Linked DNA regions of Homo sapiens: region 2 is linked to region 1. A link is an interaction called in ENCODE POLR2A ChIA-PET data of the cell type or tissue named here. Cell type or tissue: MCF 10A. All regions are shown on one strand. Each heading gives the region's core, and the rest is flanking DNA. Links, peaks and the distances in the headings are about the cores only.

What was found. ChIA-PET counts read pairs that join two places held together with the same protein. Peaks named below come from ENCODE experiments on the same cell type or tissue, not always from the same donor. Only the 100,000 strongest peaks of a DNase experiment are listed, where the experiment ranks them.
Region 2: POLR2A ChIA-PET joins it to region 1 with 11 read pairs; 3 of 35 experiments call an interaction of 5 or more read pairs at or near these places.

Annotation. Positions count from the first base shown.
Region 1 is chr9:109,492,932-109,504,736 of GRCh38, reverse strand. It overlaps PTPN3 (protein tyrosine phosphatase non-receptor type 3), which reads left to right and starts at 6,430. Exons shown (of 26, transcript NM_002829.4): 1 at 6,430-6,518. In MCF 10A, for the core only: no CTCF peak of the experiment used is centred there; a DNase peak (open chromatin) is centred at 7,056.
Region 2 is chr9:109,437,426-109,449,230 of GRCh38, reverse strand. PTPN3 (protein tyrosine phosphatase non-receptor type 3) reads left to right here. Exons shown (of 26, transcript NM_002829.4): 6 at 376-420; 7 at 3,939-3,991; 8 at 10,997-11,117. Among named protein-coding and RNA genes, the nearest start is that of PTPN3, 55 kb to the left of the region's middle. In MCF 10A, for the core only: a CTCF peak has its summit at 8,352 (motif pointing left); DNase peaks (open chromatin) are centred at 6,350 and 8,300.

The sequences.
Region 1 (11,805 bases), core at 2,282-10,281:
TTTCCCATGTGGTAGCAAATCCACATGGTGGTTCACAGGTCCATTACAGTATGGTCCTCTGTCAGTTTTACAGTGTGGACACCCAAAGAGTGTTTTTCAAACTCCCTCCATCCTTGAGGGTTCCCACAAGTGTCCTTGAAGGTCTGGGAATCATCTGAGTTTATTGTTTAATGTCATCTTTCCATCTCTATGATAATATTAAAAATATATGCATAATCTGGACTGTCTGGCTGACCCCCTTATAGCGGAGGGCTGCTATATAATTTTGGTTCCCTTATTTGAATCTGTGTTTACCACCAAACTGGCATCAACTGACCACCCCAAGGGAAAGAATTTACTTTTTGATGAGCTGACAAGCACATCTGGCAGCCATGAGGTTGGCTTGGCTCCCTGTCCAGCTGAGACTGAAAGGCTGTCCTTCTTGGGACTAGAGGATGAAGGGAGGGCCCTACGGGTCTGGTGCCTGATACCTCTCTGACTCCATCTCCTGCAGCTTTCTCCCTTGCTCACCAGCTTCTTTAATCTAGAGAGGCTCCCTCAAGGGCCTTGGTATCACCCATCCTATTCTCTCTGACCAGAAGATTCTTCCCCCAGATACCCGCAAGAATAACACTCTCATCTCCTTCAGGTCTTTGCTTAAGTGTTTGCTTAAGAGATTACGTTTCTCAATCCTATTTAAAATTACAACTCTCTGCCCCCATCCCTCTCCCTACTATACTTACCCTGCTCTTTTTACAATTCATTTATTTATGATGTTTATTGTTCCTTGTACCTTGCTCTATTAGACCGTATGCTCCATGAGAGCAGGGATATTTTTGTTTTGTTCACAGATGTCTCCCAAGCACTTAGAGTAGTGCCTGATACATAGTAGGGTATATAATAAATATTTAATGAATGAATCTACCAATGTCTAATTGACAACAATCCCTTCATCACTGCTCTTGTACTCAAATTTATCAGTTTTACAGACAAAATCCCTCTTTTACAGTGATAATTTGCAGAGGAAAGACTTTTTTTTTTTTTTGAGATGGAGTCTCACTCTGTTGCCCAGGCTGGAGCGCAGTTAGTGGTGCAATCTTGGCTCACTGCAACCTCTGCCTCCAGGGTTCCAGCGATTCTCCTGCCTCAGCCTCCCAAGTGGCTGGGATTACAGGCATGTGCCACCACACCTGGCTAATTTTTGTATTTTTTTTAAGTAGAGACAGGGTTTCACTATGCTGTCCAGGCTGTTCTCAAACTCCTGACCTCAGGTGATCTGCCTGCTTCGGACTCCCAAAGTGCTGGGATTACAAGCATGAGCCACCTTGCCCAGCCGAGAAAGACATTTTTCAATGGATAAAACATTAGGCTGAAATGTTTGTGTTTCTCAAAGTGAGATTCATCGAGTCCAGGAGCCTTAGAACACAGGCTCAGGGGATGAAGTGTCCTGAATTTGACTAACGCTTCTCTAGCATGCTCCTGGCTGACCACCTTCTCGCTCCTGAGCCAGAAATAAACATCTTGCTGTCATTCACCATGCCTGGTGACTCTTTGTCGGTAGGCAGGGTGGGCTTCACCCTCCATGAAAGGAGCCTCTCACTTTTTTTTGAGCAATTCTGGAGTAGTCATTTTCCCTCTCTTTACATCATTTTCTTTAGCTTGCCAACTTTTGAATTTGTTTCATTTTTCCAGATTATGAAAGAAACATACATAAGATTTAGAGAACTATAAAGACATACAAAAAATAGACACCCAAAGACTTGAAATTCTCCTAATTTGTAAAAGATAACTTCTGTAGCCTGCCTCTCTGCACATAAATGCAATAGTCAGACACACCACCAATAATATTTTGGTGCAGTTTTTCTAGTTTTTGTTCTATGTGTATGCATTAAATTGAAATACAGGAAGTTACCGATGTTCAACCATTTTGACCCATAAAATGGCAATTTCATATTTATTTATTTGAGACAGAGTCTTGCTGTTGTCCAGGTTGGAGTGCAGTGGCACAACTAGGACTCACTGCAGCCTCAACCGCCCTGACTCAAGTGATCCTCCCACCTCAGTCTCCCAAGTAGCTGGGACCACACATGGGTGCCACCACATCCAGCTAATTTTTTTCTTATTTGTAGAGACAGGGTCTCACTACATTGCCCAGACTGGTCTCAAACTCCTGTCCTCAAGCAATCCTCCCACCTCAGCCTCGCACAGTGCAGGGATTACAGGTGGGAGCCACTGCACCCTGCCTGGCAATTTATAGTTCAACCTACTGAATTCCCACATACCATACCATGTGTATTTTACATCATATTCTTTTCATGTCATTCTAACAGCACCACTTGCCCATGTATTTATGGATTCTCGGGCTCTTCATAAGCTTGCATTAACAGCACAAATAATTGATGAGCATTAGCATCTCAGCTCAGAGCACTGCTTTGTAAATCACTGGAGCAGTACAAGTAGGGCAGACTTCCCAAGTCTTGATGCGAATGACAATCCTCAGTGATTCTTCCAGGAAACTCTTCCTATAAATTCCCTTAACCAATTGCCTGCATACAGTGCCTGGCACCTGATTTTCTGCCCCAATGGCAGCTTCTGGGAATGCTGCTAATAACTATGTTTAGATGTTCATCTCTTGTTCCTCTTTTACGAATCTGGTCCATTACCTGTGATGTATATTCAGTTTGTAGCGTATCTTACTCTCCAATAAAATGATGCTCTTTTGTTTTCTTTGTTGTTATTGTTTTTCACGGTTTCTGGATCTTTCAGCCAGGTACAGTCTACTGGCACTAAGAGAGAGAGGTGACTATATTTTTGAGCTTCGCAGGAGGAGGGCTGCTCTTACGGTCCTGGCTTTCTCTCAGCAAACATCATCAGGACTATCAGCTCTCTGTCATTTCATCACAGAAAAGTCCCTGAGGAGTCCATGGACCAGGTGGTTCCATCATGTTGTGATCCTGCCTCCAAAGTGAATGCCCAGAGACGATAATCTATGTGGGTCCTCTCTGGACCAGTCGATCTGGGACTGAGTACAGCTCTATTCCCAATTGGGCTTTAATTTGCTCTACACTTGGCTGAGTTCAACAATAGCCTAAGAAGATTATGTGCCCATTCAAAAGCCCCATTTACGTAAGGTTTGGGAGCTTATGATATAAGATCAACTGTCATTGGTAATAATAACCTTATGTCACTCCAGATGCAACAGCTTAAAAGGATAGACTTTAACATTTTGGCCCCAAGAATAAAACAGTAACAGGAGACTAGAACATTTAAAGGTAATCTGTAGCCTACAAACACATCAAAGGGTAGAGAAAATAAGGCAAAAAACCCTACAAAATTAGATGACATATAGCTTCTCTTATCATCAATACATGGTAATCTACTACACAGAGAGGCAGTGTGTCCTAAAACCTAACACCCTGACTTTGAGATCAGATTGACTTGTGTTCAAATCCTCACCCCCTTAACAGCTGTGAACAGCCCCTAGATTGTTTTCTCTTCTGTAAAACTGAGCTAAAACACCCACTCTGTAGAGTGATGGTAAGGATTAAAGAGAGAATATATATAAAATATTCATCGTACTTGAGCTTGATAATAGCAGTTACTGTAACTGGATATACACAAAACAAGAATTTTTAATTTGATCTTTTAAATGCTTATTATTGCAAACATGTCATTGTGACATTAATAAACTTTTAAAAAACACCCAAACTTACTACTCCAAAAAAATGACTAGTTAATTTTCCCATATTTCCTTCCAGTCTTGGTGAATGTGTCAACACCATGTTTATACAATCTATTTGTGTTTTTAGCTTTTTTTTTTTTTTTTATTTGAGACAGAATCTCGCTCTGTCATACAGGCTGAAGTACAAATGGTGCCATCACAACTCACTGCAGCCTTGACCTTCCTGGCTCAAGAGATCCTCCCACCTCAGCCTCCCATGTAGCTGAGGCCACAGGTGCATGCCACCACACCTGGATAAGTTTTTTTTTGTAAAGATGGGGTCTTGCTATGTTGCCCAGGCTGGTCCTGAACTCTTGGGCTTAAGCTACCTTCTCACCTGGATCTCCCAAAGTGCTGGGATTACAGGCATGAGCCACCTCACCCGACCTGTTTTCTGCGGTTTTTTTTTTTTTCATTTAACATTGTACCGTGTTTTCCCTGTTGCAACATGGTCTTTTTAACTTAGTGTAAGATAGTTATTATTTCAACTAATATACCATAACCTAATTAATCATCCCTCTGTTATTGAGTACTTAGTTTGTTTCCAATTTGGGGAGTATTCTTTCATTTTGTTCCTGCTTCTGTTATGGTGATTTAAAACGCATGATTTTTAAAATATTTAGGTCTTTCCTTTAGGTGTAAGCATGTTCCTAGCTCAAAGTTGAGGGCATCGTTTAAGCTAACAGCTGTTAGCTGTGGGAAAAGAAAAGGTAATTTCAGTCTAGGGGTCAGCAGATTAAGACAACTTCGAAAATTCACACATCCTCCGTTGACCTCGGTTTCCTCATCTCAGCAGTTGGCAAACTGGCATGAGGATGACGGCTGATTTTGGTAGGCACTCAAGAAATGGATCTTTAAGGTGGTCTAAACACGTTCACGTTCCTTATTTCACTCAACTTCCACTCGGGTGCCCAGATCGAAGCGTAGGTATTCACAATGGTTGAAGCACAGAGAGGATAAGGCAGTGGGGAAAGGACAGAGAATGCCTCCTGCTGAGCCCGGGGGCGCTGGGTGGAGCTCTGCGGGGGGCGTCGCCTGCCCCTCCAGGGGGCTCCTCCTTCCGGGGGCTCCGGCCCCGCCCGGCTCCGAGCATGCCCAGTGCGCTCCCCGCCCGTCCGAGTGGTGCTGAGCGGGCGCCGCGGCTCCAGGTTTTGCTGGCGACTCGAGGCCGGGCCGGGCCGGGCGGGGCGCGGGCGGTCCTGCCCCTGGACTCCGGGCTCCGTCGGAAATCCCCCCGACGCGATGCACGGGCGGCACCCGCTGCAGCGGCGCTATCCCGGGACGTGCGACTCCGGGACAAGGACCGAAATGAGGTTCCAGGGGCTGCCGAGGCCTCAGTCTATCCCTGGAACGACTGCCCCCAGGACCTGGCACCCAGGCCCGACTGGAGGGTTCCAACCATCTCTGCATCCCTTCGTTCACATATTCAACAAATAATGTTTGAGCGCCTAGTGTGTGCCAGACAGTGTTGCAGGGGGGTCACTGCAGTAAAGACAAGCAGAGCTACAGCCCCAAAGCTGACATTTAGGAGGGAAATACAACATGAGAATTAAACAAATCGGAGGAAAAGCCAAAGTGACCAACCTCATCTGCTCCTCTGCCTCCTTGCCGTTCCCTAAGCGGTCCGGCGCTCTTTTGGGTCTTGGCACTGGCTGTTCCCTCGGCCAGGAATGCTCTTCCCTGCTTATCTGCGTGGCTGAAATACCACTATCACCTTCTCAGTGTCACCCAATCAGACCGTCCATCAGCTCAAGGGCCCTATCCGACCGCTTCACTGAAAATTCACTGCTTACCTCCAGCCCCAAATCTCCTGACCCTGCTCTTTTTCCTCTTAGAACTTATCACTTTCTAATATAATGCATAGTTTGCTAATTTGCTGTTTATCTGTTACCTGTCCCTCTTTCCCCAAACTCCACTGGGGGACAGAATTTTTGTCTATTTGTTCCCCACGCGAGAAAAACCAGAATAGGTGCTCAATAAATATTTGCTGAAAATGGATAAATCACTGTTAAATGCTATGAAGAAAACAGAGTACACGGAGTGGTCAGGAGCAGAGGGCTAATCGAGGAAGGTGGTCAGGAAAGGCCTCTCTGAGGAGGGGACCTATGTACAATGAGAAGGCGCCGGCCACGTGAAAAGCTGGGCAAGAACGTCCCACAGAGGGAAAGGCGGGCGCCAATGTCCTGAGGTTAGTGAAGTTCGAGTGTTTGATGGACAGAAAGGCGCTCTAGGATCCGCAGGAAGGCAGGTGTGAGATGAGACGGAGGTGGGAAGCAGGAGCACAGATCAGGTAGGGGTCCCACGAGCCTTGGGGAGGTTTAACCAGGGAAGCTTACTAGTGCCAAGGGACGAGCACTGGACTGGAAGTCAGCGGGACCTCAGCTCAACCGCGCACCCGTCGTGCAAGACTCCTCATTTCAAAGTTTCTTTGGGCGCCGACTTCTTGCCTTCCCTAGGCATGAAATCACTGAGGGCCTGGCACACAGTAGGTGCCCAGTCATGGCTGTGGAACGAATGGCTGCATGCATGCGCGAGGGAACTCAGGACCTGCCCGGAGCTCGGCGGAGAGCCCCGGTGCCCCTAGGAGATGCGTCGGGGCGCGCCAGCCCGGGGCGGGGGCGGGAGAACACCGCAGGCCAGCCCGGACGCCCGCCCCCCGCCCGGCGCGCGGGCCCGTCGCGGCCAGCCCGGCCGGCGGGAACCGCCCGCGGGCGGCACTGGGCATGCTCAGACGGCGGCCAGGTCGCGCCGCGAGCGAGCTTCCGCGCCGCCCGCACGCGCGACCTACCTGGGCGCTCCGCGCCCCCGGATGCTGCAGGTACGGGCCCGTGCGACCCCAGCGGGCCGGGGGCAGGGTGCGGGGCTGCCGGGGGCCGGGGTCGCGCTCGGCGCCACCCCGCCCCCACCCGTCCCTGGGGCGCGCGGCGGACGCGCGGGCGGGCTGGCGGGTGCGGCTGCACCGGGATCCCCGCACCACGTCGGGGCGGGGAGGGGGCGCCCCGCTGCGCTCACCTGGCGGGGCCGGGGCGGGAGGGCGCGGGCGGGGCGCCGGGTGGGGCTCGGCCGGGGCGGGCTGGCGGCCGGGACGCGGCGCCGGAGCGTGGGCGTGCGCTCCAGCCGGGCAGGGGCGGGCGCAACCCGCGGAGCCCGTGCGTCCGGCACCTCCGGAGGACCCCGTGCCGCCGCGACCCCGGCTCGGGGCTCCGAGGGGGCACACAGCCCGCGGGGAGCTAGCCGAGAGCGGCTGCCAGCGCTCGGCTCCCAGGGCGAATCCGCCTCTCGGCTTTCAAAGATGGCATTTCCTGGGCCTGGCACGAAACTCCAGAGCCAATAAATCCTCCCCGTTCCGCGGACGATATGGAATGATTTATCAGGTACCTGCGGTGAGACAGCTGCAGATGGGGGAGTGTATGTGAGAGTGCCCAGCCCCCCCGAAATTCCCATTTTCAGCTACCTAAACTTACTGAGAAGTTGCGGTTGCCTTAAAAATTCATGGGAAGTTGAGACAACTTGACACCTGGGTTTTCCAAGCTGGTGGAAAGAGCTTGTGACTTGGAAACTGGAGACCTCCGTTCAAGTTGGGCTCCCCCTTGGCCAGCTGGTGACCTTGGCAAGTTGTTTAACCTCTCTGGTCCTCAGTTTCCTCCCTTGCAATCAGCTGGTAATAATGCCCACCTCGCTGGGTTGTTGAGTGGATTAAGTGGGATAAATTATGTGGAGGTGTTTGGCACCGTGCCCGGCACAAAGCTAGCAAGCAGTTGGCGTGATGTGAATTTAATTCGTTTAGAGACCCTCGTGGCTCTCATTTCAGGAGGAAATTAGAATTAGGAAACCATCTTCAGGGCCTAGTGGTGGAGTGACAGACCCTGTCTCTGTGCCCAGGAGAACTTCTGCCGAAGTCAAGGCCTTCGGAAAAACAATTTAGCCGAATTGTAATCAGAGAGCATCTCCTTTAAAAGCAGTTTTATACATTCAGAAACTCCAGAAGTTGGCAGTTGGCTTCACTTACAAAAGAGCTGTTTTGCAAGATGATCCATCTTGCAAATGTTTAAGCAGATGATGGGAGAAAGTAAAGCCTGCTTAGGAAGATTTCTGTTTTAAAAAGCTCCCAAATCCAACTTTAAGCGATTATTTAGATCAGGGTTTCTCAGCCTTGCACTATTGACATTTAGGGTTTGATAATTCTTTGTGTCCTGGGCATTGTAGGGTTTAGAAGCATCCCTGGTCTGTAGATTCCAGTAGCAATTCCTGTTCCCCAGTTGTTCCAATCAAAAATGCCTCCAGTATTGTCAGATGTCCCCTAGGGAGCAAAATGCCACCCCAGCACCCCTTTAGAACCACCAATTTAATTCTTGCTTTCTGTCATTAGCCCGAGTTGTTTGAGAATTTCATCTTGTGCTTTTGTAATAACTAACCTTTGCATAGCCTTATAGAACTTACAGAGTACATTCACCTGTATCGTCTTATTTAATCTTTACAACTCCCTTGTGAGACTGGTGTCACTCCCATTTTACAGATGAGGACATGGAGGCTCTGAGCAGCCAATTACACAGTATGTGGTAGAGCTGGGGTGTAACCCAAGTCTCCTGGTTCCAAGGGCAGGTCTTTTTCTTCTGCATCAAGCTGCCTGTCCCTTTGTTGTATGGAGGCTTTGATATGGATGACTTTCCGGATGATTAAATCAAGATGTGAAGTATATTGGAAGTTGGAAACTTTTCTGAGATTGACTAGTTGAAAATTAACAACAGTAAGCTATTATCTGACAGAGTAGGCCATTCTAGTTAAATATTCTAGTTTATAGCGAGCTCCCATAAATCCCACATGCAGTTAATGGAATACCAATTTGCAGAGAATTAGAGTAGAATAGAACGTGCCTAATACTCTGTATTGATCCTGCGTTTTCTCTGGTGATTTGCCATCTCCTAAAAAGGACTCATATATGCAAATTAGACATTAGCTGGGGAATATAAAAGGTCAAGTTACTGAAGGCATTTCAGAGTAGCTGAGGCATTTATTGAACTTCTGTATGGCAGATGTAGTGCTGAGTGGGGATGTGGGGTGCACCCCAGAGAATCCAGGTTGCCTGCATCCACTTCCGTGCAGGAAAGGGCAGGCCCTGGTCAGGCCAGACAGGTGGTGGGCCCTCAGACAGCTTGGAGCAGGAGAAAAAGCCCAAGTTACCATGGAAGCAGATTCAGGATCCCTTACCATATCATCAGTCATGTCTCTGACCCCTCGATTCATCTTTTATCATACAGAAGATACTCTGGTAGTTTTAAGCATTCTCATTCAAGTCTCAGAGACCTGGTTAGGGAGGCAAGGTCAGAGACAAATCTTATCCCTGGAAAAAGCTGGGGTTCCGAGGTGGTAATTGGCTTCAGAGAATTGAGAGCAACGCTTTGTTGGCTGTGAACTGGAAGGTTTCACACACAGTGGGGTTTGTTGCTGCCAAACCCCACCCCATTCCCCACCTTGCAGATAAGGAAACTGAGCTGGCAAAGGTAGAGTGGGGCCAGGAGCAAGAGGGACCAATTTTGACCTTCTGAACTACAGGTCCAGGCACACAAGAGACATTTTCTAGGACAGGCATAACCTACCAGAAGGGCTCAGCTTTGGGGATGGGAGGGAGTGAGAAGACATGGCACCCTGCCTTTCCCCAACCCTCCGGGTTTGTGGTGGTTGAGAAAAGACCAGCAATTTGTGGTCCCTACATCTTTTCCCAGGAGAGCTCACCTTCCAGCATTGCGGTCCTGGAAAGCAGGGACAATGCCTCTTTATCTTTTCCCAAGATCTGTTGTAGAAGCTGGAATGCTGAAGGCACCCAGCACATACCCTGGTCTGGAAGGGCTGGTGGGGGTGCAGTAGCCTACCCAGCATCAGCTCTTCATTCCAACTCTAATAGAGACAGGAGGAGACCAGGTCAGTGTCCACACTGCTCTTGGCTGGGTCCAGGTGACCTCAGAGCCTGATCTTATAGATGTCTTCTTTCCTCTGGCCGAGAAGGACCTGAGAAGTGCTTGGTAAGCCCCTGGCTGAAAACTGATTTGGTAATGGGTTCTAAGACCCAGAAATGTTGCATCTCCAGAGCTTCTGCTTGTGTGTGCACCTGAAGCTTCCCACTGCCCCCAGGTTAACTTGTTATTCCAAGACCAGGTGTGAGCACAGATTTAACAGCAAATTGAGACATTTATTGAGTCTCTACCATGTATTAGGCCATAGGGCTACAGAGGTGAACGCTGAACCCCTGCCTTGGAAGGATTCATGGTGGATTTGGAAAGACAGTTTGTATATGTGTATGTGCGTCCCCATCCATCTGTCCATGGTCCTGTAAGTACTTTAAAAGGATAAGCTAGGTGCAAGAGACACCAGAGGATGCAGCCATTCATTCCGATGGGCATCAGGAGACACTGTGGAGCGTAGTTCTAACCATGGGGAGAAGTTAGTTCTAACTTCAAGGCATAATTTGAATTAAGCCTCAAACTTAGGAACAAGATGGCATTTAGGGCAGGCAAAACAGCAGGGGCAAAGGCATGAAGAGACTTTGTGGATCATAGGCGTGGTGATTCTTCTCCAAGTCCAACCTGGTCTTTTTTGTTTTTTGAGACAAGGTCTCACTCTGTCATCAGGCTGGAGTGCAGTGGCCCGATCATGGCTCAAGCAGTCCTCCTTGTACCTCGCACCTGGGACTACAGGCATGTGCCACCACACCCAGCTAATTTTTTATTTTTTGTGGAGACAAAGTCTTACTATGTTGCCCAAGCTGGTCTCGAACTCCTGGGCTCAAACAGTCCTCCTGCCTTGGCCTCCCAAAGTGTGGAGATATAGGCGTGAGCCACCGCACCCAGCCAAATCCAGCCTCTTGGTGTTCACTAATGCAGAACCCACCTGCTCTGGTTCGGGTCTGCTTTATCTCTGTACATGGGCCAGGCCTCACCTAGCCCAGGGCTAAGTGCCTATTCTCCTTGTTTTCACCTGGATGGGAGCAATGCCACTGTGTTGTCTTTGAGGCAGGAGTAACTTCTGCAGGGATGCCTCTGGTTTTAGTTATCAGCACTAATCTGTACTTATTGGTTGCCACACACTGTTGTGAGTGCTCTCCAAATAGTAACTTAATTCATTTAATCTTCACAGCAACCCTGTCGCCAGGCTGCCTCCCAGGTACAAGTAGGTGGGGGCTGAACTCCTCTGCCCAGTGTATGTCCCTCTGTGGGTGATGCTCTGATTGTGGCCCGGCCTCCCCCTGGCTGCCTTTACATAGATGTGCCGGGAAACAGCCCAGTCTGAATTGCAGTGGAGCACTGACCCCATTTCCTTTAGGGGACCGGCAGGACTGTGCTGACTGCGTTTTCTGAACCAAAGAACGGGATCTGTAGTGTGAAAAAAGAATGTGTGTGCCACTGCTTTGTGCAAGAGGAGGCCTGAGAAGTGTTTGGATACTGAGAGAGTGGAATTTTTGAAACATTTTGATGGTTTATATGGAAAGTTAGGACAGAGGATTTGAAATTGGAATAGTCCTGGAAAATTGAGGTCCCATGATTTACTGTTAGGATACACAAGCTTTTAGTAAATGTTTAAGCAGTGTAGAGTGAAGTGAATTTTTTTTACTGAGCCCCCATAGGGAACAAACAGTGCATTTTAGCCTCAAAATCTGACTGATTCCTTCCAGCCCCATTTTACAGAGGGGGTGAGAAAACTGAGGCTCAGAGAGATGAAGTAACCACCAAAGAGCACAGTGTTTGTAAGCAGTGCAGCCGAGATTTGTCTTTTTGGTTTTTGTTTGTTTGTTTGTTTTTTAAATATAGAGAAAGGGTCTCGCCATGTTGCCAGGCTGGTCTTGAATTCCTCGGCTCAACTGATCTTCCTGCCTCAGCCTCTCAAAGTGCTGGAATCACAGGCGTGAACCACTGTGCCTGGCTGCAGCCAACATTTGAACCCAAGTCTGTGCCTAGACAAATCATCTGTTGTCAAAGTCAAATAAAATATAAAAACAGATGTTTCTCTAAATTTAAAACATTTTGCTTGGGAAGTAAGAATAATAATTTGGGAAATCTATACAGACTAGGTGGTCTTTGGTTTGGAAAACAAAGAGAATGTTGGGAGTTTTA
Region 2 (11,805 bases), core at 2,201-10,200, 55 kb after region 1:
CCGCTTGTGCAGAGCCCCTGTGGGTTCTGGTCCTCAAGGGCAGGGGCGCTCACTGACAGCGGAACCCATAGTACCAGCCCATCTTTGGTGGGCTGTTTCCACCCCATTCATCCCTGCTCAGCTCTTCATAGGACAGCCTGTGCTGGCAGAAAATTGCCCCCACCAGTCAAGACGTAGGGCATCAACATGAGCCATCAGTAATGACAGGGCAGCTTTGCAGAGCGTAAGGTAGCACCTGATACCTTGGACCAAAACCGTATTTTTATGTATCTTTCACATGTACAGCTCTTGTCTTTGACTCATCAAACTTTCTTTTTTTTTTTTTTTTGCTTATTTCAGTTTGAGTATGAATTAATGAAAACAATTGTTTCATAGGCACTTGTATTTCTTACAACTGAAGATGGATATTTGCGAAGGAAGGTAATGAGAATTTTACATTTTTCTTTTCCTGTTAGACTAGCAAAATTCCTGGTTTTAATCTAATGAGTGTTTATTTCTGGTAACAATATCAAATCTAAACAGAGTGGATGTGCAAAGCATCCTGTACAGCATTAGGCTTTGGACATCTGTTTTTATTATACCTCAGTCTTGGCTGAGAGAGGCTAAGGATTGATAACTTTGTTTCATGTTATTTCAGTTTTATTACAAAGGATGCAGCTATCTTTCTGGTAAAGACCTGAGAAATTTTAAAGGGAGGAGGGGACCCAGAATGTACAATGGGCTTCATTCAGGAAGGCAGATCAGGCCTAATTTGGGTCCACTTTTGAGCCCCTTAGTACCCACGGATGACTCATTTTCTCTCTGGGAGGCTTTTTGCTCATTTGCCTGTGATTCAGTGCTTCTTGTGTTACCAAGACCATCTCAGTAGCTAGAAGGGAGAGGAAATTCCAAGCCGATGGTCCCTGAGCTACCTCCTTTTCTTGACTTAGGGAAGAAACTGCAGCAGGTAAACTGGTGGGAAGAGCACAGCTTATTCCCAGTCTCTTCACCGCACCCCCAACCCCTGTGAGTTTAGCCCTGGAGAGGAGGGTCTTCAGAGGTTACCAGCGTGCTGTACCATGAGGGAGCTGGAGTCTCACTGGGGAAATGAGACAGTATCCCATGAAGCAATTAGGAAACAATTAGAACCAATATGGGCAGTAGAGACAACAGTTGTCATAAGACTTGAGGAGCTCCTGCTGGTGTGAGCTAGAAAAGTCTTTATAGATTGCTAGGATGAGCCAGAATTGGGTTGGGTAGAGAAGTGAGGAGGTGGATTTCCCTGGGCAGTGAGAAGACACCCCACCCCCGACAGTCCCACTTGGAAACCACATGCTGAGAGCTTACAGGAGAATAGAGAGGGCTGTTCGTGTCCTACGTAGGCGGGCATCTTACATCTAGCAGGCAGAAGAGAACTGTTGAAGGTTTTTAAGCAGGAAGGATGTGGCAAGAGCCATATCCACAAAGATAGTATCATTGTGCACAAGGGAAGACTGGCAGAGGCCAGGGGCGGTTCAGTCTGGATGGAAGGGAATGGACAGCCTTCAAGGAAGCTATTGTAGCATCCAGGCCAGAGACCTGGGGGCATGGCAGTGAAGTTTGTGGAGAGAGGAGGTGGATAGTTAGAAGCAAGAGACACCTTGAGGAAAGGATTTCCAGAGCTGTTGACTATTGAGCACTCATAGAATTATAGAATTCTCATCACTTAGCTCATCCTGCCATTCAAGGTAGGAATGAGTCACTTCCCCAGCACAATCTACAGGTCTTCAGGCTTCTGCTTGATCACCCCCAGTGAGGGGGAGCTCACCCTTTCATGAGGCAGCATTTTTACATTTTAGGGTAACTCAAGGTTGAAATTACCGACCCCTCTCCTGGGTCCAGGCTGTCCTTAGCAGCTGCAGAAACCCATTCTTTCCTTCTCTTCTGCACACTTAGTCTTTTCCACAGATAGTTTGCAGTCACCTTTTTATGAGACAGGCACCGAACTACGCTGGTCAAATAAGGCCAGGGCCTTGCCTCCTCAGGAACTTCTAGTCTAATTCTCCAAATAATGGGTTGTCTTCAGTTTTTCTTCTCCAAACAAAATGCCCCTTGTTATTTCCATGTGAATCAGGGCAAATCTGTTAAGGCCACATCCTGGCTTAGATCTGTGGCCCTTGTCAAGTCCTCACCACCTCTCTGAGGAGAGGGTCTCTGCTACCAAACGCTTCTCAGATGTGGATTTGTGTATTTGTAACTGTGGGTCTTTTGACAGGCCCAGTGGAACATATGGAGCACTTTTCCTAGGTGTCAAATTGTCCCGACTTGTTTGAGCCGTCCATGGTAGCCGGCACTCAAGGTGTCATCTCCTTCTTTCCAAGATGGTTGATCTCATCCAAGCCCTTCACTCAGCAGGTGAAGACCCTGAAGCCCAAGGTGAAAGAAAGGGATGTGTTTAGGAACATGCGGCCAAGTTGAGAGCAGAACAGAGGCTTCTGGTGTTCCCTAGTATGTATTTGGAACAGTTTTTGGAATGTTTTTCTTTCTGGTTTCTTCATAGGATTGTTTCTTCCATCTAGAGGGAACCTCCTCAGCCTCTTTTCTAAGTTGTTCCCCAAATCCCATTCACCTCCTCTTTCTCCAGCAAGGACACTGGCGTAGATTTAATCAAACCCCATCTTGTTAGGAGAGCAAATAGCTGATACTCATCCTGTTTCTGCCTATCCTCCCCACGAGCTCTCTAGATTTCCAGATGAACAAACAGAGGTGAGATCCCTGGACCTCATCTGTAACCTTGGGGAGATTATTTGCAAGTCCCAGCAGGAACACAGCATCACTTGAGGAACAATGGGGGCCCCTCAGATAGGGAAAGTCGACTTCATATGCAGCTGCAGAACCAGCACACAGTGCAGTGGACAGGAAGCGGAACCCCTGGAGGGCCGCATTGTCAGAAAGGCGGAGTGGTTCACATCTTGGGTACTTCACGGGCTGCCATAGAAACTGTGTTCCCCACTTCCCACTGGGGTGCTGGGAAGAATTTTTAAAGTCCCAGTGGCTCCCAGTGTTGCTGTTAAGGATTCCTCCGTTTATCAGAGACCTCCCCACCCTTCAAGCCCTTCTTCCTGCCCTCCCCTAACCTGTTCTGCCCAGCAGTGACCCCTGCTCCAGGTCTGCTGGTGAGCTCCTGGGCAGGCCGTGGAGTCTGCAGTTGAATGCAGAAAAGAAAAGGGAGCAATCAGAGGATTCAAAATGTGCCTAAGACAGAGGTGGAGTCATTGGCAGAAACAGGGCACCTGGGAAAGCAGTGAGTTTAAGAGGAAAGGAGAACAAGGCCAACCCAAGTCCATGATTACTAGTGAATGGCACGAAGACTGAGAGACAGATCACTGAACTCTGTAGATCTTCAGGAGGGCAAATAGATAAAGGAATCCTAAGTCATCGTAATTAGTTAATTTAATTAAGGAATTGCAGGTTTTAAAATTGAAAATACCTTTCTACTTGTCCCTCCTAAGAGGATGTTACTATTTTAGAAAGAGGGTAATCTAGAACCAAAGGGTCATTAGAACTCAGGAATTTAGTTAGAGAGCCCTATGATGAGTCTCAGGTCTTTACTAGAAAGATTTAAAGGCTGCCCATTGATCTCAGAGTACAATTTTTTTACTTTTTTTTCCCCTCTTAGAGATAAGAGCCTGACCCTTCTTGAGCAGCCAAAACACTGGCCAGCATTAGTCCTTTAGTTTCATGGTATTTGTGATGGATATTATTTTAAACATGAAAAGGTTTTATTTTTAAAAAATTTTAGTGTATTACATTTGCCTTTACTGTTTATGTGCAGCATAAAGTTGCTTTTGTTACAATTCATGTTGTTTTGTAATGGTTGATCAAAGCAAAGAAAGACATGTGTTACTACGCATGATCTGTCAATGTTTAAGGCTGTTGTTGGTTCTTGTGACTTTGCTAATATGTTTTTCTCCTGACAGGTTAACCTGCCCTCTTAACTCAGCAGTGGTTCTAGCGTCCTATGCCGTACAATGTAAGTCACAAAGGGAGCATTTCACGGATGGACAGGTTGTTCTGATCAGTGTGTGGAGAAAGTCACTGGTTCCTCCTGCTTGACCAAGTCCCTCTTCCCCAGGAATCCTGCTGGGCAGCATATCTCTGGCTGTCCAGATATGTGTTTCTACTCAGACTGGCACTCTCCTGTAGCATGGGGATGTTAGATTAAGGAAGGTGGTTAAGGGGAAAGGAATGAATGAACTGTGGTGTGAAATTTTCTCCAAGGGAGCCCATCAGACAGCAGACAGCTGTTGCACATTGCATTTTCCAGAAACTTTGCTCAGGCATTTGATCTGATCTTCATACAAATCCCAGTGGGACAAATATTTGTATCAGTCATCCCTTATACACATGGAAACCTAGACCCAGCTAGGTTAAGAAATTTGCTAGGAGTCACCCCTGCTGCTTGGTTGGTGCTACTCTAAAACACTACTGGGATCTTAGGAATTTCTTTTCAGAGTTGCAGTATAGCTAATGGATTGTATATTGATCTATACCAGTGCTATTCAATAGAAATATAATGTGAATCATATATGTAACTTAAGTTTTCTAGTACACTCATTAAAAAAGGTAAAACGAAACAGGAGGTTTTTTATGTTTTATTTAATGCAATATATTGAAAATATTAGCATTTTAACTTAATGTACAAAGTTATTAGCAAGATATTTTACATTTTTTTTATACTAAGTCTTTGAAAATCAGTCTGGATTTTACACTGACGGTACATCTCAATTTGGACTAACCGCACGTCGCTAGTGGCTACCATATTGGATAGAAAGTCCAGATGGAATTTTCTTGAAGGCTGGTTTAAACTGGAGTAGGAATCCGCTCATTCAATCAGCAAAACTTTATCGAGGGTATATTCCCTTCCAAGTCCTGTGGGTAGATGCTGGGTAGGCACAATGAAAAGAACGTATAGCCAGATGAGAGCAAAATGTCACTTTATAGTAGCTAGCTTTGTGGTGGCAGTACAGTTCATCAGCATAGTACTCAGGTAGAGCCATTTGCAGCTCCAGACCTAAGAAATCTCCTCTACCAGAAGCCCAAACCATCTTGGCCTATTACCCTGTTGACCTACTGTGTGATAGATAGATAAGGCAGCAAGATGATCAGGTCTGAGAGCAGGCACTGGCTGAACTACACACCCTGCTCTGGTCTCAGAACAGGCAAAATAGCAAGAGAAGGCTGACGGACTCCTGAGGTGGCCCTAGGTCTGCCTATTTCCCTACCAGGAAAGAACAGAAATGAAGGAGGTGAAGAGCAAGGTGGCTGGGCCTGCAGCTTACCCACCCACCTGCATGGAACCAGGAGGTGGAGGGCAGGGGACATCAAAGATGACCCTATTCACGAGTAAGACGAGTACCAGAGTTAGTCTCTCCATCGATACCTGCATCGCCTCCTCCTTAGTGGGAAACTCAAAACAGGCGAATGGGCCTGGGTGGATTTGAACCTTCCCTTCTCCCTACAATATACCTGGGACAGGCCCGGCCATTTCACATCCATATGGGAAGTGGCATGGTCACCAGTTTGTATTCTTATGATCTGTAGACCTTGTGAACTCTGTGTCTGCCAGGCCAATCAGCTGAGGAGACTGAGCCTCCCCATGTCTCAGAGCAAGTTTGGTGTTCACAGCCTGAGCTTCAGGTTTATGAGGCAGGAACACTAACTAGAATATAGGCATATTCAATTTAAATCCTGGCATCCCTGGCCAGGTGTGGTGGCTCACGCATGTAATCCCAGTATTTTGGGAGGCTGAGACGGGAGGATCCCTTGAACCCCAGAGTCTGAGACCAGCCTGGGTATTATAGTAGGACCCTGTCTCTACAAAAACTGAAGAATTATCTGGGCATGGTGGTGTGCATCTGTAGTCCTAGTACTTTCTAAGGCTGAGGCAGGAGGATCACTTGATCCCAGGAGGTCGAGACTGGCATGGGCAACACTATGAAGCCCCATCTCTACAAAAAATAGAAAAATTAGCTGGGTGTGGTGGTGCGGTGCCTGTAGTCCCAGCTACTAGGGAGACTGAGGGGGTAGTATCTGTTGAGCCCCAGAGGTTGAGGCTGCAGTGAGCCATAATCATGCCATTGCACTCCAGCCTTTGTGACAGAGTGATACCCTGTCTCAAAAAAAAAAAAAAAAAATCTGATGTCTCCGGTGGCCAGTTATGTGGGATTGCCTCTCCTAATCTTGGTTTTCTCACCTGTAAAACTGAGGTGAGTGATTTAAGACAGCTCTCAATATGGCTACCTTGGTTCAAATTAAGCAATAATGTGAAGGTGATCTGTAACTAAAAATTCTTTATTGTTGGACCATCCCTGGCTGAGTCATTGAGAACTGGACTGGAGCCATATACCTAGGTCTTGCCTTTTCCACTTGTACCTGCCCGACTTTGAGCTTCTCCAGACCTCAGTTTCATTACCTGACCCATGAGGATAATAAGTGTCTCCTTCAAGGGTTGTAGTGAAGATGAAATGAGTGACTGTATGTAAAACTATTAGAATAGTGCATGGCACGTGTCAAGTGTTAGCTCTTACTGTATTTTCATGTCTGCCCAGAAGAAAGCTGTCAGGGAATTGCCTGTTGTAAACAGTAAATTCTATTTAGAGTAAAATTTAAAAAGCAAATAAAGAATTCTATCGCAGGCTTCAGTAGTCAGGTTCCCTTCTGCAAAGAACTGATAGAATGGGGGCTAAAGAAGTTGTGGGCACCTAAAAAGTACAAACTGGCTTCAGTAGAAATAGTCACATTACTGTCATGCTAATAGAATCATGGCTTATCAGGCAAGCAGTTTTAAGTATAAGCTTTTATCCCTCCACCCTCAATAAATATATATATTGCAGAGCATACATTTCTTTAAGATTAATACTTGTGCCAGGCACGGTGGTTCACGCCTGTATTCTCAGCGCTTTGGGAGGCTGAGGCAGGCGGATTGCGTGAGCCCAGGAGTTTGAGACCAGCCTGGGCAACATGGTGAAACCCTGTCTCTACAAAATATACAAAAATTAGCCAGGTGTGGTGGTACACCCCTGTAGTTCAAGTTACTGGGGAGGCTGAGGTGAGAGGATTATTTGAGCCCTGGAGGTCAAGGCTGCAGTGAGCCATAATTGCACCACTGTGCTCCAGCCTGGGCAACAGAGTGAGACTCTGTCTCAAAAAAAAAATTAATTATTGTATATGAAATTACTGGATCAAAAGGTACACCTACATTTTATGATATATTTTGCTAAATTCTTCCAAGAGGGGCATCTGATATAAGTCCTCACTGTGACCAGCTAACCAAAAGCACATTTTCTTATTACATAAAAAATAAAGTCCGGCATAGTGGTTTGCACCTGTAATCCCAGCTACTTGAGATGCTGAGGTGGAAGGATTGCTTGACCCCAGGAATTAGAGACTGCAGTGAGCCATGATCATGCCACTGCACACCAGCCTGAGCAACAGAGCAACCCCATCTCTTAAAAAAAAAAAAGTGATCTTCAGGTAAAGTACCCAAAAATATACAATGATGGAAAATTGTTAATGGCCTGCCAAGGCTTTATGAGGCTCAAAGAATAAAGTATATTTTTTGGAATATATGTTTATTCCAGAATGTTCCCTGCACCTGTGCCACATAGAGGTCTGTACCAGCCTCAGGGTGCACAGATGGATAAAACACACTGCTCTCCCCAAGGAGTCTACAGCCTGTAGGGAGGCAGATGTGGATGATACTAGCAGTGGAGATGGCCACCAGGGGTGCACTTCATCCTGCTTAGGGAGAGGGGAGAGCATCTGGGAAAACGTCCTAGGAATGACCCCTGAGAACCGCCTCTAAGATCAGGTTGGAGTTGAATGAATAGCAGGTAAAAGTCTTTCCAAGTACAACAGCCGGGCAGCTTGAAATGCTGTACTTTGGAACCTGGGATATACCCTCTCTTTGCTGCAAAACATAAAATATTATCAACCAGAAGAAAGCATGGAACTTAAAATGACAAGGTATTTCCCACATAAGCACTTCCTTTTTTGTTTGCTATAATTAGCTTTTGCATGTGTTGCTTTCTCACAGATAGGAAAATGGATTACTTAGGAGTTTGGAGCATATAGTATAGTAAGTAGGTAAGAGCAGGGACTATGGTCAGAGTCTAGCCTCCAAATTAGCAGCTGAGCAACAGTGGCAGACCCCTTTGGGTCTGTTTCCTTATGTGTTTAGTGGGGATAAAAAGCATTGCCTATATCACAGGGTTACCATGAGTAACAAGTGGGATGACATCATTGAAATCGATGTGAAACCGCCCAGTGTTTTGCAAATGTTTATCACTGTTTAACTTTGTTTCCCCCTAGTGGTTAGCACAGAGCTTTGCACAGAGTGGCCGCTTAGGATTTAAAGGGAAAACCACCCCACAGGGAGGCTCATTGGTTGTGTTCGAAGCTCAGAACATTTGTCAGCAACTTGCCTAAAGAGAGAACCTTGCTGTTCATGTTTGCAGAATGATACCAGGGATGGGACTGTTAACTGGTATGATGGATAACCTTATTGGGATCCAGGAGGATCTCCATGAGCTAATGAAACCAACAGAGTAAAGGTTCATAGGACTCCACCTTGAGGATCAGGAAAAGTCATTTACAGCATTTGGTTGGCCTTTGGGGACATGATTGCTGCCATCAAATGGCCAGCAGCGGCTCACAGGCCTGGCAGGCAGGCTGGTGGGGTGGTAGGAGCACTAACTGGGGTTCAGATCACCTGGGTTCTGATCTTGACCCTGTCCCAAAGGTGTCTTTTCCTTTCCAGACCGCAATTTCTTCACTCTTAACATGAGAGCTTTGAAGGAAGTGATTCTAATGCTTTCTAGCAATTTCCTCATTGGGCATGCTGTGTCAGGGCATTTAAATGATTTCCTGTGAACGCACCATGTGCGCTTAACCCTGCACAAACTCACCAGCCACATAGCCTTGACATTTCTTTCCACAGCTTGGCCACATTTGGCTGGCCTTAACAGCCTCTGGTCTAACCTTGACCAAGTCTGCATGCATTGGTCACTTGGCTCTCTGCCCTTTTCCCCTTCCAGAACTGAAATTTGCATCAGCCTCTGTACAGATCAGTTCTGAGCACCCAAATTTCTGAGCACCTACTGTGTGTCATGCCTGGTGCTGGGGGCCCTAAAGGTGAGTCTGACCCACTCCCAGCACTTGAGGCACAGTGTAGGAAGGAAACAGATCCCTTCGTTATGGTGTGGATCTCAAAAGAGCAGCCCTGTGTTGTGAGGGCAGTTAGGTGAACAAGGCTGAATGAAACATAACCTTTGCATCTTCCCTTTTTTTTTTTTTCTTTTTTGAGACAGAGTCTGGCTGTGTCACCCAGGCTGGAGTACAGTGGCTCAGTCTCGGTTCACTGCAACCTCTGCCTTCCAGGTTCAAGCGATTCTCATGCCTCAGCCTCCCAAGTAGCTGGGATTACAGGCATGCACCATCATACCTGGCTAATTTTTGTATTTATACTAGAGATGGGGTTTCACCATGTTGGCTAGGCTGGTCTCAAACCTCTGACCGCAGGTGATCCACCCGCCTTGGCCTCCCAAAGTGCTGGGATTACAGGCGTGAGCTACCATGCCCGGCTGCATTGCCCTTTCAACTTCATGGTGAAATTCACCCAAGCAGCTACCTGTCTCACCCACTTCCCTTCTGAGATTGGCCACAAAGTATCACCATATCTTTCCCATACTCTGCCCTTGTAACAGAGAAGGAGTTATTTGATTTGGAAATCTTTGGTGTTGAATTGAGAGTCCTCAGGAGGCTCCTGGCATTGCAGCGAGCTACAGGAAGAAATTCATTAAAATATTTGGAAAGATCAGGACTAATTTTTTTTTTAAAGATGAAGTAGAAGCTTTTTTTTGTTTTGTTTGTCAAGAAAATGGAATACGAGATCGGTTGCCCCATTAGAGGTAGAGATTATCTCCTCAATTCTGTTTTTAGACAAATGGGAAAACTTGTGGAGAAGGGAAATGGATGTCCTCAGGTCCCATAAGCCTGGTCCTTTGCTCTTCACCTGGTGCCATCCTTTTTCCCAGTTTCCTCAATGGTCCAGACACCCAAATGGTTTGAGTCCTTGAGGCAGCCATGGACACTTGTACAGGTTGAGCACTGCACAACTCTCAAGAATGCCCATCACATCATAGGCATCAACAATTCAATTCACATTGGCAGACAACAGTCAAGGGTCTCAAGGGAGCAGTACCATTTTGCCCAGGGGCTAGTCTGGAAGTCACCCTTCCTTTTCCCTCTGCACCTGCAGGTCCCTAATGTGATTCCCCTGATAGCCCCAGAATCTCTCTTCATATCTTCTGACTCCCCTTAGAATGTGTCTTTCTCCCTAGGAACTTTGCTGTTGCCTGAGCCCTGACCATTCAGCCCCACTCCCACCCACCTTTTGTCCCTGTGGCCTCTGAGCACATCCTGGTCCCCTTTCTTCCACACCTCCCTGAATCCCAGGGGATGGGTCAGGATGTGGAGAGTGGTCAGGTCGGCATGGCCTCCCTTCTGCCTACACCCAGTTTTTAGAGCAGATTGGTCCAGTGTTATGGTAACCTTGGGGTATGGCAGAGAAAGCCTGCACCGTGTGTGGCATATGGATTGTGGCATTTCCCCCAGTGGGTTCTCTTTATCCAGTGGCATGAGTGCAAACTGCTGTGCTGACCACAGTGTATGGAAGAGGTGTGGGATTAGAACAGGGCCTAGGTTCAAACACCGTCTCCTAATTTTCTCCCTCTGTGTCCTTGGGGAGAATGAGAATTTGATTGGATCATGTGTGATAGTATCTTAGCCTATAGTGAAGGCTCAGATAAGTGTGGAATCTGGAGCTAGTGAGAAGCTTCAGTTCATGTGGTGTAGAACTTACCAGAAGAGTATTTCTAATTAATGTTATTCTGATGATGCTGTAGATGCTTATAAATGCAAACCATATTAAAAAGGCAAAACTAATTATGATTTTCCCCTTCTTCTGTCTTGATAGCTCATTTTGGAGACTATAATTCTTCCATACATCATCCAGGCTATCTTTCCGATAGTCACTTTATACCCGATCAAAATGAGGACTTTTTAACAAAAGTCGAATCTCTGCATGAGCAGCACAGGTGAGGGGGGCTGGGGTGGCCTACTTTGGGGACTTGGGTTGGGTATTTTCAGACATCATATCCCTTTGTGTTTGATGCAGCCTCTTTCTTTTGTGCATGAATCCTCTTTCAAGATGTCGGGGGTTTTTGAACCTTTGAGCTGGTATGGTGGCAGATATATTTGGCATAACTAGCATTTCTGTAAAGTGTAAAATCCAGTAAGAGTTTAGGGTGATAGCTGCTGCGTCCTTTTCAGGATGTCATTGAAATCAGTAAATTCCTGAAGGAAATGCCCATTTTGAAATCTGATTGCCCCACCAATGGACTGTACCAAGGTAAACCTCTTAGCAGTTTACCACATTTAATAAAACAAGCTGTTCCTTCAGGTCTTGTTAAACAGACAGACAGATGGACGTACAGTGCTGACCAGTCTCCTGTGTTCAGTTCATGAAAAGTGCCCTATGTCCAAGTGGGGAGCATGAGTCTTCTGCAGTTGCCCCTGCGTATTTGTTGCGAGCCTCAGCTCCAACACATATGCCCAATTCTGGCTGCTCTTCCCCTTCCTTGTTTTACTTAAAGCTACAGCAGCAGCTGTGCAGTCCAGGTCAAATAAAGGCCACCCTGACCAAGAAGGCCAGCTCTCAAGGGGCTGCTCTCTTCTTGGGAAAGCCATAAAAACAAAGGCCAGGCAACCAAGTGTCCTTTCTAA